2 separate regions of the Homo sapiens genome follow, and region 2 is linked to region 1. A link is an interaction called in ENCODE POLR2A ChIA-PET data of the cell type or tissue named here. Cell type or tissue: PC-3. All regions are shown on one strand.

Region 1 (5,000 bases):
ATCTAAGGGCTGGCAGGCCTGAGACCCAGGAAAAGCTGATGCTTCAGGTAGATCTCAAAGGCAAGAAAAAAATTGATGCCTTAGTTCAAAGACCATCAGACAAGAGAAAGTCTCTCTTTTGCAAGAGAGGTCAAATTTTTGTTCTCTTTGGACTCTATTAGTGGATGATTAATATATTTCTCCACATTAGGAAGGGTGATCTTTATTACTCAAAGTACCAAATTAAATGTTAAGCTCATACAAGAATATGAAAATATAAGAATACCCTCACAGAAATACCTGGAATAATGGTTGACCAAATGTCTGGGTATCTTTCAGCCCAGTCAACCTTTTTTTTTTTTCTTTTAGACCAGGCCTGGCTCTGTCGCCCTGGCTGGAGTGCAGTAGTGCAATCTTGGCTCAGTGCATCCTCAGCTTCCAGGGCTCAAGTGAATGTCCTGCTTCAACCTCCTGAGTAGCTGAGACTGCAGATATATGCCACCATGCATGGCTAATTTTTACTTTTTTTTTTTTTATACAGATGGGGGTCTCACTATGTTGCCCCAGCTTGTTTTGAACTCCTGGGCTCAACTGATCCTATTGCCTTGGCTTCCCAAAGTGCTGGGATTACAGGCATGAGCCACTGAGCCTGGCCTTTAACCCCAGTCAACTAGACACATAAAATTCATTATCACAATCATCAGCATTTGGCTTAGGAGTTGAAGAGACTTTCACTGGTTACTATTAGAGGACATAAATACTGTAAGACCTTGGTGGTAACATCAGCTGTAAGAAACAATAGAAACAAAACTGATCAAAATATACTTTATGTCTTCCATTGACCTGGGTTGGAAGTGAACTTCAAAACAGTGTTGCAAATGTGCAGTTTGGGAGCTGCAGCTGCAATTAGCTAGTTACAATTCAGAAGCATTTTTTCTTTTCCTTTAATGGCAAACTTATAAAATTTGACTATTATTTTTAAAAGCAGTTAATTTTCCTGTAATAGTGTAGTATTGAAAATAGTTAAATATTATTATTTCACAAGTTTTGGACTTAAGATATACTCTTATCTCAGAAATTTTATTCTGTGAAGGTGATATTTAGCTTCAGTCGTGGTTAAATTTTGACTTAAATACTCTGCCATTCAGCCTTTGACTAAAATGTATTTTTGTTGTACTTATATATGCTTCCTTCATATTCCTGAAGATCAGGGCAATTTCAGAAGGGCATTATCTTGTAAGAATTTCCTGTTAAAATTTCAGCAAACTTGGTCTTTCCTTTGGACCCAGGAAGACAGTCCCTAGGGGTATGGCCCTCATTCCTGGCTTGGCTTCTTGTCACAACTATGTCACTAATACTTACACAATCATTTTTGGGCAACATTGCAAATAAGCATAATAGGAAGAAAAGTGAGAAGTTATCCTATTCCCATAAGATCTGATGGGGTCCTTAGGGAGGGCTACAGCTAGAAAATTTCTTTTTAGAGGTGGATAGGGGCAGCCTGGGGAGGGGGAGTGGGCACTGTGTGGACAGCAAAGTCCTCACTTTCAAGGTGGGTTTTTTTTGTTTGTTTGTTTGTTTGGTTTTTTTTTTTTTTTTGAGACAGGGTCTCACTCTGTTACCCATGCAGGAGTACAGTGGTGTGATCATAACTCACTGTAGCTTTGAGCCCCCGGCCTCAAGCGATCCTCCCACCTCAGCCTCCTAAGTAGCTGAGACTATAGCTACACACATCGCTACTCCCAGCTAATTTAAAAATTTTTTTTTTGTAGAGACAGGGTCTCACTTTTTTGCCCAGGCTGGTCTTGAATTCCTGGCCTCAAGTGATCCTCCCTTCTCAGCCTCCCAAAGTGCTAGGATTGCAGGTGTGAGCCACTGTGTCCAGCCCATGGTTGCATTTTTAGCCAAAATAGTAGTAGGTTAGGGAATGAGCTACACTGTTATCAGGGAGAAGAGAGTTCTGAGTAGAAGAAACAGCCAGCATACCTAGATTGTTCCACAAACAGCAAAGAGGCCAGTGTAAGGCATAAGGCCCTAGAGAGGCATGAGCCTTGCAAGGGGGAGAGTAGGAGGAAAAAAAAAGCCAGGGAAGCCATGGGGCCCAGGACTCCATTCACCATATAGCAACATGGACCACTAAGTGAGCTTCAGCTTTTAATAACTAGGATGGTGAGCCCGTCCAGGATTTGGGACTGATGGGTGGCATAATCTGACTTTCCTTTTGAGCATATATATGTAAGAATAAATTTGATTCCCCTATAAAACAACAGTTTTTAAGGAAATGTTTTAGAATTTATAGTAAATTTGACATAGTACCTAGAGTTAGGCAAGCTGCATAGTGTGAGGGAACAGCTCCCTGAAGACTGTTCTCTAATGCCAGCCACAAATTCAGGTTTCCCCCGGGTTATCTTTATGTCTGGCCATCTGGCTACAAATATGGGGATTCACATAATCCACCTCAGGTTTGATAACTCACTAGAATGACTCAGAACTCAGGGAAGTGCTATACTTAAAGATTACAGTTTTATTACAACAAAAGGATACAAGTTAGAACCATCAAAAAGAAAGAGGCACAGAGCCAATTCTGGGAGGTTTCCAAATGCAAAGCTTCTGTTGTCTTCAGGGATACGTTATCCTCCCAGCTTTGAAGTGTGACAATGTTCAAAGAGTATTGCTAACCAGGGAAGCTCACCTTAGCTTTGGTGTCCAGAGTTTTTATTCAGGCTGCATTGAGTCATGATGTTGATTGACTCATTGGCCACATGGTTGGATTCAATCTTCAGTTCTCCTCTTTTTCCCCTTCCAGAAATCCGGCTGATATCACACTGCTGAAAGCCTAATCTGTTAACCACATGGTTGGTCTTTCTAGCATGACCAGTTCCCACCTTTAGTCATTTGTTAGCATAAACTATCAGGTATAGTATGAGGTGCCCACCGTAAATAACAATGACACTACAATCACTCAGGACATTTCAAAGGTTTACAGTTTACCTCCCAGGAACTGGGGACAAAGGTCAGCCACATTCTTATTGTACATATAGATCATACAAGGATTATATAGAGATATTCTGATAGAATTGATAATCAAGTATGTTTTCACTCTAATTCATGTCAATTCAATATGTACCTTCCTTTCCACTGATTCTTTGTACTTAGACATGCTATTTTTATCCTTCTTCTCATTCTTAAAATGAACAGATATTTTGTGATCCTTGTTTAGAACAATAGTGTTCTTTTTTTGTTTTTATCAGTAGCTTTAATTTGTAAATTTTTTTATATTTTTCTTTTATGAACTGTTTTTCATAGATATTCCTTCCCATGTGCTTCCATCTTTTTTCTCTTACTCTCTGGTTTAAGATTCAAGGTATGAAACTGTGAGTGGATAAATTGCATAATCATAATTCTGTCGTTTTGCTGGTGAACATTTCTGTGGTCTTAAAGTATTGCTCTCTTGCAAGTTTAGTATATTTTTTCTTCACATGATCACTTAAATTCAGATTGGAAAGTTTACTCGATAAGGTTCCTACTCTACTTTGGGATTTTGAATGGATAATTCTGCTGAAACATAATCAGTTAAATGAGTTTTAATTGGGCAGTGCTACTCATATTTCTCACAAGTCTGATGCTGCTGGCCACTCAGTGCAGAAATCACATGCCAAATGTAGAAAGCCAGAAATATTTAAGTTTTGGCTTCCCTCCTTTGTCATAGAACCCCCTTTCTAGGGTCAAAATACCCATTTCAAGTGCTTTGAAAGGAGCTTTGAAAGATTTAAATGGTGTTGCAACAGGGAGAAGACTAGCCCAGTCTGGGTCAACAGCTGTGTTTTCTGTTCTAGGAGTCTCTCTCGACCAGACTTACCTTTGTTGTTGTTTTATTGTTTTCTGATATAAAGCCTTGGTCTTGGCTTTGGCCCATCAGTGACTGGAAATCTGATGATGGAGAAGGTACACAGGATCTTTGCCACCTGCCGGGCAGATGATGCTAAGAACCACGTGGCTGCCATTACTGTAGGGCCTGATTTGTGTTTTAAAAGAATCAGTCTGGCTGTTGTATCAAGAATAGACCCAGGAGACCTGGTAGAAGCCAGTTATAAGCTTTTTGCAATATTCCAGTATGAGATTATGATAGTTTGCATCAAAGATATCTCAGTGCAGATATTTAGAATTGCTCAGATTCTAGCTGAATCTTAAAGGAAGAACCAACAATATTTGCTGAGAGTTTGGATATAAGATGTGAGAGAGAGGGAGGAGTCAAAAGATGACTCTAGATGTATTAGTTATCTATCATTGAGTAACGAAGTATTTCAAAACTTAGAGGCTTAAAACAATAGCATTGATTTCTCATAGTTTCAATGAGTGTTGCTGGATGTTGCTTTAATGGGTGCTCTGGTTCTGGGTCTCTCTCAAGGCTGTAGTCATCTCATGGGTCAACTGGGAAGGATCTGCTTCCTGGCTCACTTTCCTGGCTATTGGTCAGATTCAATTCCTCACAAGCTGTTGGCCAGAGATGACTCTTTGTGTTTCACTATGTAGGCCTCTCCATAAAGCATCTCACAGTATGGCAGTTTGCTTCATTAGAGTGAACAAGTGAAAGCGTCACAGAGTGTCAACAAAAGGGAGGCTGCTAGCAAGATGGAAGTCACAATCTTTTGTAAACTAGTCATGGAAGTGGCATCCAATTACTTTTGCTGTATTCTATTTAGCAGAAGCAAGTCACTAGGTCCAGCCCACGTTCAAGGGGAGGGGCGTACCCAAAGGCACGAATACCAGGAAAAAGAATCATTGGAAGCCACATCAGAATACCTGAGTTTTAGCCTATATCCACCATGCCAGAGTTTCAGCCTCCATAACTGGACTGTTAGAGATCATATTTACTGAGATGAGGAAGACTGCATTAGGAGCATCTTTGTGAGGGGTTGGGTTGGGTAAATTAGAATTTTTTATTTTTGATATGTTAAATTTGATATGGCTAGTAAACATCCACGTTGGTTATATGTCTGACTTTAAAGGGAGCTATTCAG
Region 2 (5,000 bases), 75 kb before region 1:
GGAATAATACATTTCAGTTATGTTTCATCTCCTCTCCCCTCTTTTTTTCTAATAAGCTGGGCAGAGCGTCTGAATAGACAAAACATCATTCTTAAACCTGAACTTTTCTTCTCTTGCTGCCACCATGTAAGAAGTGACTTTCGCCTCCCGCCATGATTCTGAACCCTCCCCAGCCATGCAGAACCATTTGCTAAATCTTCCAAGCTTTGTCTTGTCATGGAAACTTTCTGTCTCTTGGTTTACTTATCAACAAAATGAGATAACACTTCAGTACCTACCACAAAATTGTTGGAAGTATAAAATGAGAACATGCATGGGAAATCATTTTTAAAACTCAAAAATACAATAAAAGTATAAGGAATGTTTTCAATTTTTAGAATTCCCCTTTCCAATTGAAAATACATTTTCTTTGCTTTGATTTTCAAAGAGGTATTCTATCTAAAGTCACATTTACTTGCTAGTAGTATTTTTCTACATTATCAGATTAGAGCTAGATCCATCCTGGTTGGCAACTTAGTATCATATAGTACAGTTGTGTTGCTTGATTGACAATGGCTACCTGGAGCACTGGGCTGGGAACTTCAGTTTTCCCACCAAAAAAGCCTATCTTGAACAATGGGTATACCCAGGTATACCTAACTTCCCTATCACTCCTCATGCTCCCTGAATCATATATATTGGGATTATGTGAAGTTTTTGTGATACATTAATTACACCTGTTTTTGCCAAGGAAGAGTAATCCAGGGGCATGCCTGCTGGGTGCCTGTTGACTCTTATTGGGATGCCCAGTCACCTGTCCTAAAGTGATGCGTGTTGTTGGCTCTGATACCCTGCTGCCACTGTAACATCTTCTGAGCCTCTCCAAAGCAGAACAATTCAATGCTCTTGGTCCTAATGCTGATAATCCTGCATCTCTGCATCTTCGCAGGCTCCCTGCCTCTTCTTGGCAAGCAGACTGATAGATCCCAGATGCTGCCTCTTGCCTTCTTTGATTTTTCCTTCTAAAATGTGGCCTGGCCCTTCCTTATGTGACTGACTCCAAGTTTTGGGTCATTTTATATTGTGCCAGCCTTGCAAAAAAAAAGAAATACATTTGACTTCCTAAATAAGGGCACCGAATTTCTTTCAGAGGCAAGTATGCCTGGTTAGAACATTTTAAACTCATTAAAGAGAGTAAAAATGTGGGACATAAAAACTATAGGAGCTGGTTCACATAAGACCTTACAAGTCTCTTTATGTTAGATGAAACTGAGAACTGCTGCAATGGGACAAATCCATGGTCCATGGAATCCAGCCCTGAAACCCAGCATTCATGGACATATTTAGGGCAGTCTATCCTTTTAGGTGAATTTAAAGGAAGGTTAATTTATGGCTTTGTATTTGTGACTCAAGCCTATGGATTTGACATCTAAAGTATCAAGCAGAAGCAGCAGATAGGACTAACAGCACAGCCAAGACAAGAGAAGGAGAAGTGTGGAGAGGGTTTTCTGGAACCTGAACAATGAAGCAGGTGGGTGAGATCACCAAGTTCAATTTGAAATGGGGACCAGCTTGCATTTAGCAGTGCTTTCTTCTCAGGGTATTTGAATTAAGCCAGCAGCCAGCCTGTCTTCTGGTGTCACAGCATTCGTTAAGGTTAGATTGCCCTATCCGTTACCAACAAGATTTAGACTTAAACACCCCACTTCTGTCCACGTTTTTTGCTTTATTTCTCTGTGTTGTAAGTATTTGGGCTCTATTTTCCAAACTTATTACTTCTCTCTTAGTAACTGTCTAGCCTAGTATTTTTTTTTAAGATGCAAAATCCTACAAAACCACTTTTTGCTTCTGGGCCTCCAGGCCTGTGATGGGAGGGGCTGTTTCAAGTCCACTTGATCCAGAGCTGAGTTCAGGTCCTGAATATCTTTGTTAATTTTCTGTCTCTATGATATGTCTAATGTTGATAGTGGGGTGTTAAAGTCTCCCACTATTACTGTGTTGGAGTCTAAGTCTCTTTGTAGGTCTCTAAGAGCTTGTTTTATAAACCCGGTTGCTCCTTTATTGGGTAAATATATATTTAGGATAGTCAGCCCTTGTTGAATTGAACCCTTTACCATTATGTAACACTCTTCTTTGTCTTTTTGATATTTGTTGGTTTAAAGTCTGTTATATCAGGAACTGGAATTGCAACCCCTGCTTTTTTCTGCTTTCTGTTGGCTTGGTAAATTTTTCTCTATTCTTTTATTTTGAGCCCATGTGTGTCTTTGCATGTGAGATGGCCCCTTGAATATGGCACACTGATAGTTCTTGAGTTTTTATCCAGCTTGCCATTCTGTGTCTTTTAATTGGGGCATTTAGCCCATTTATATTTGAGGTTAGTATTTTTGTGTGTGAATTTGATCCTGTCATCATGATGCTAGCTGGTTATTTTGCAGACTTGTTAATGTAGTTGCTTCATAGTGTCATTGGTCTGTGTACTTCAGTGTGTTTCTATAGTGGCTGGTAATGGCTTTTCCTTTCTGTATTTAATGCTTCCTTCAGGAGCTCTTGCAAGGCAGGCCTGGTGGTGACGCATTCCCTCAGCACTTGCTTGTATGGAAAGCATTTATTTCTCCTTCTCTTATGAAGCTTAGTTTGGCCAAATATGAAATTCTGGGTTGGAAATTATTTTCTTTAAGAATGTTGAATATTGGCCCACAATCTCTTCTGGCTTGTAGGGTTTCTTCTGAGAATTCTGCTGTTAGTCTGATGGACTTCCTTTTGTAGGTGACCTGGTCTTTTGGTGTGGTTGCCCTTAACATTTTTTTCCTTCATTTTGACCTTGGAGAATCTGATGATTATGTGTCTTGTGGTTGATCTCCTCATGGAGTATCTTACCAGGGTTCTCTGGATTTCGTGAATTTGAATGTTGGCCTGTCTTGCTAGGTTGGGGAAGTTCTCCTGGATGATATCCTGAAGTATGGTTTCAGGCGTGGTTCCATTCTCCCCATCTCTTTGAGTGTCCTAACCAGGTATAGGTTCAGTCTTTTTACATAATCCCATAGTTCTCAGCGGTTTTGTTCATTCCTTTTCATTCTTTTTTCTCTAATCTTGTCTTCCTGTCTTATTTCAGCAAGATGGTGTTCAAGCTCTGAGATTCTTTCCTCCACTTGGTCTATTTGGCTATTGATACTTGTTGCATTATGAAGTTCTTGTGTTGTGTTTTTCAGCCCCATTAGGCCATTTATGTTCCACTCTAACTGGTTATTTTGGTTAATAGCTCCTGTAATGTTTTATCACGGTTCTCGGCTTTTTTGCATTGGGTTAGAACATACTCCTTAGCTCAGTGAAGTTTGTTTTACCCACATTCTGAAGTCTACTTCTGTCAATTCATCCATCTCAGCCTCAGCCCAGTTCTGTGCCCTTGCTGGAGAGCTGTTGTGATCATTTGGATAAGAGGTACTCTTAGCCCAGTATTTAACCATTATTATCAACTTTATAAAAAGATTCAATGACTCTTTAATTTATAGAATTTCTTTTTCATCCTCAAATCTGGTTGTTATTTTTAAAATAATGTCATGCCTTTAACTTTTGGGTTTGTTCCTTTACTTCTCTGGACTTTAAAAAACACTTATAAAGTCTCTTTCAAATTATTCTATATTCACCACTTTTAAGTGTGAATTCTTCCATTTACTGCATTGTCTGTCTTTTTTGCTGGTGGATTTCCTCTTGTTCTTTTAAATCTTGTGTATGAATTCTTCAGTGGGAATTTTCTTCTTTGGGAGTCCAATAGGTCATTACGGTGATTGTTTTTATATGAGCTTCTTAATGTGGGTTTTCATACTTTATGAGTAGTGAAAAGAGTGCTGCACATCTGCACATAGAGCAAATCTGGTGTTTTGAATTCTCAAGATTCACTTTTCACCAAAAGCTTAGGAAGTTTTGTTACAGTAGGTAGCTAGTCAGACATGAGCAGGGCAGGAGAGGGCCATCCCACCCCAAGGAATATCAGGCAACCATCAGGTGATGGTCAGGCATTATTACACCCTTTCTCTAAAATAATAATCGGTGCAGCTGGCGCCAGGGAAACAGTCTCCCAATAGATGGAAAAACCTGAAGCTGGTGATCAGCAGCTTACCGATAATATCTCAGAAGTTGGGCAAGTAGGCTCATGTATGTGCACTAAGAGGTAAAATGGTGGAGTTTAACTGGTATATAACCTTATAGAAACACTTGACTGATAAGGGAAGAATGCCTCAAGTGAGCATGCATACAGCTCCAGTAAACACACTGTGCATGTTCCCCTCCCAAGTGCTAGCAGGCCACTGCGCATGCGGACTGCCCATCCCAAGGGAAGAATCAGGGGAGAAGGGATTCAAAACCCCAGAAGTATGCCAGCATATACAACCCTATGTCAAAGGCCAAATGGTGCACTTGATCTCTCAAGTCACCCGCTTGGCCCTCTTCCAAGTGTACCTTGAGCATGGCTGTGTATTTAAATAATTATTTTTTATATTGAAGTAATCATTTTTACATTATTTCAACTTTTCTTGTTTTGAGCAAGGGAGCAAGGTCTGAAGGTTGAAGTGTGCCACTGTCACAGGAAATTGCTATATTGCTTCTGTAAGTGATGTGAAAAGAAAAATTTAGCACTGAATGGTTTACCAACACAAACCTGCATGTAGAAAAGAAATGGAACTGCTTGTTAATTTTGGCTCTAGATGTCTTCTAAATAAGATTAAACATATAGTTTGAAAGAAGAAGTAGTCACATATATGCTTAAGATGAAACTAAAGTACCAGTTGAATTGATATAGAAAAATAATTGTACCATAACAGAAAGAGGCTTTCATTTTATTTAATTAAATACATGTATTCATATGATTTATGTTGGGTCATTTAGAACCCATTGTAAATTAGATATCAAATTATTATTAAAAAGGTTTTAAATCTGGTTTGGCATGGTGACTCATGTCTGTAATCCCAGCACTTTGGGAGGCTGAGGGTGGGTGGATCACCTGAGGTCAGGAGTTTGAGACCAGC

The links. ChIA-PET counts read pairs that join two places held together with the same protein. Peaks named below come from ENCODE experiments on the same cell type or tissue, not always from the same donor. Only the 100,000 strongest peaks of a DNase experiment are listed, where the experiment ranks them.
Region 2: POLR2A ChIA-PET joins it to region 1 with 7 read pairs; 3 of 35 experiments call an interaction of 5 or more read pairs at or near these places.

What each region holds. Positions count from the first base shown.
Region 1 is chr10:57,981,102-57,986,101 of GRCh38, reverse strand. It overlaps the pseudogene MRPS35P3. Among named protein-coding and RNA genes, the nearest start is that of IPMK, 280 kb to the left of the region's middle. In PC-3, no CTCF peak of the experiment used is centred here; a DNase peak (open chromatin) is centred at 2,761; H3K27ac peaks cover 534 bases.
Region 2 is chr10:58,056,450-58,061,449 of GRCh38, reverse strand. No RefSeq gene overlaps it. Among named protein-coding and RNA genes, the nearest start is that of IPMK, 210 kb to the left of the region's middle. In PC-3, no CTCF peak of the experiment used is centred here; no DNase peak of the experiment used is centred here.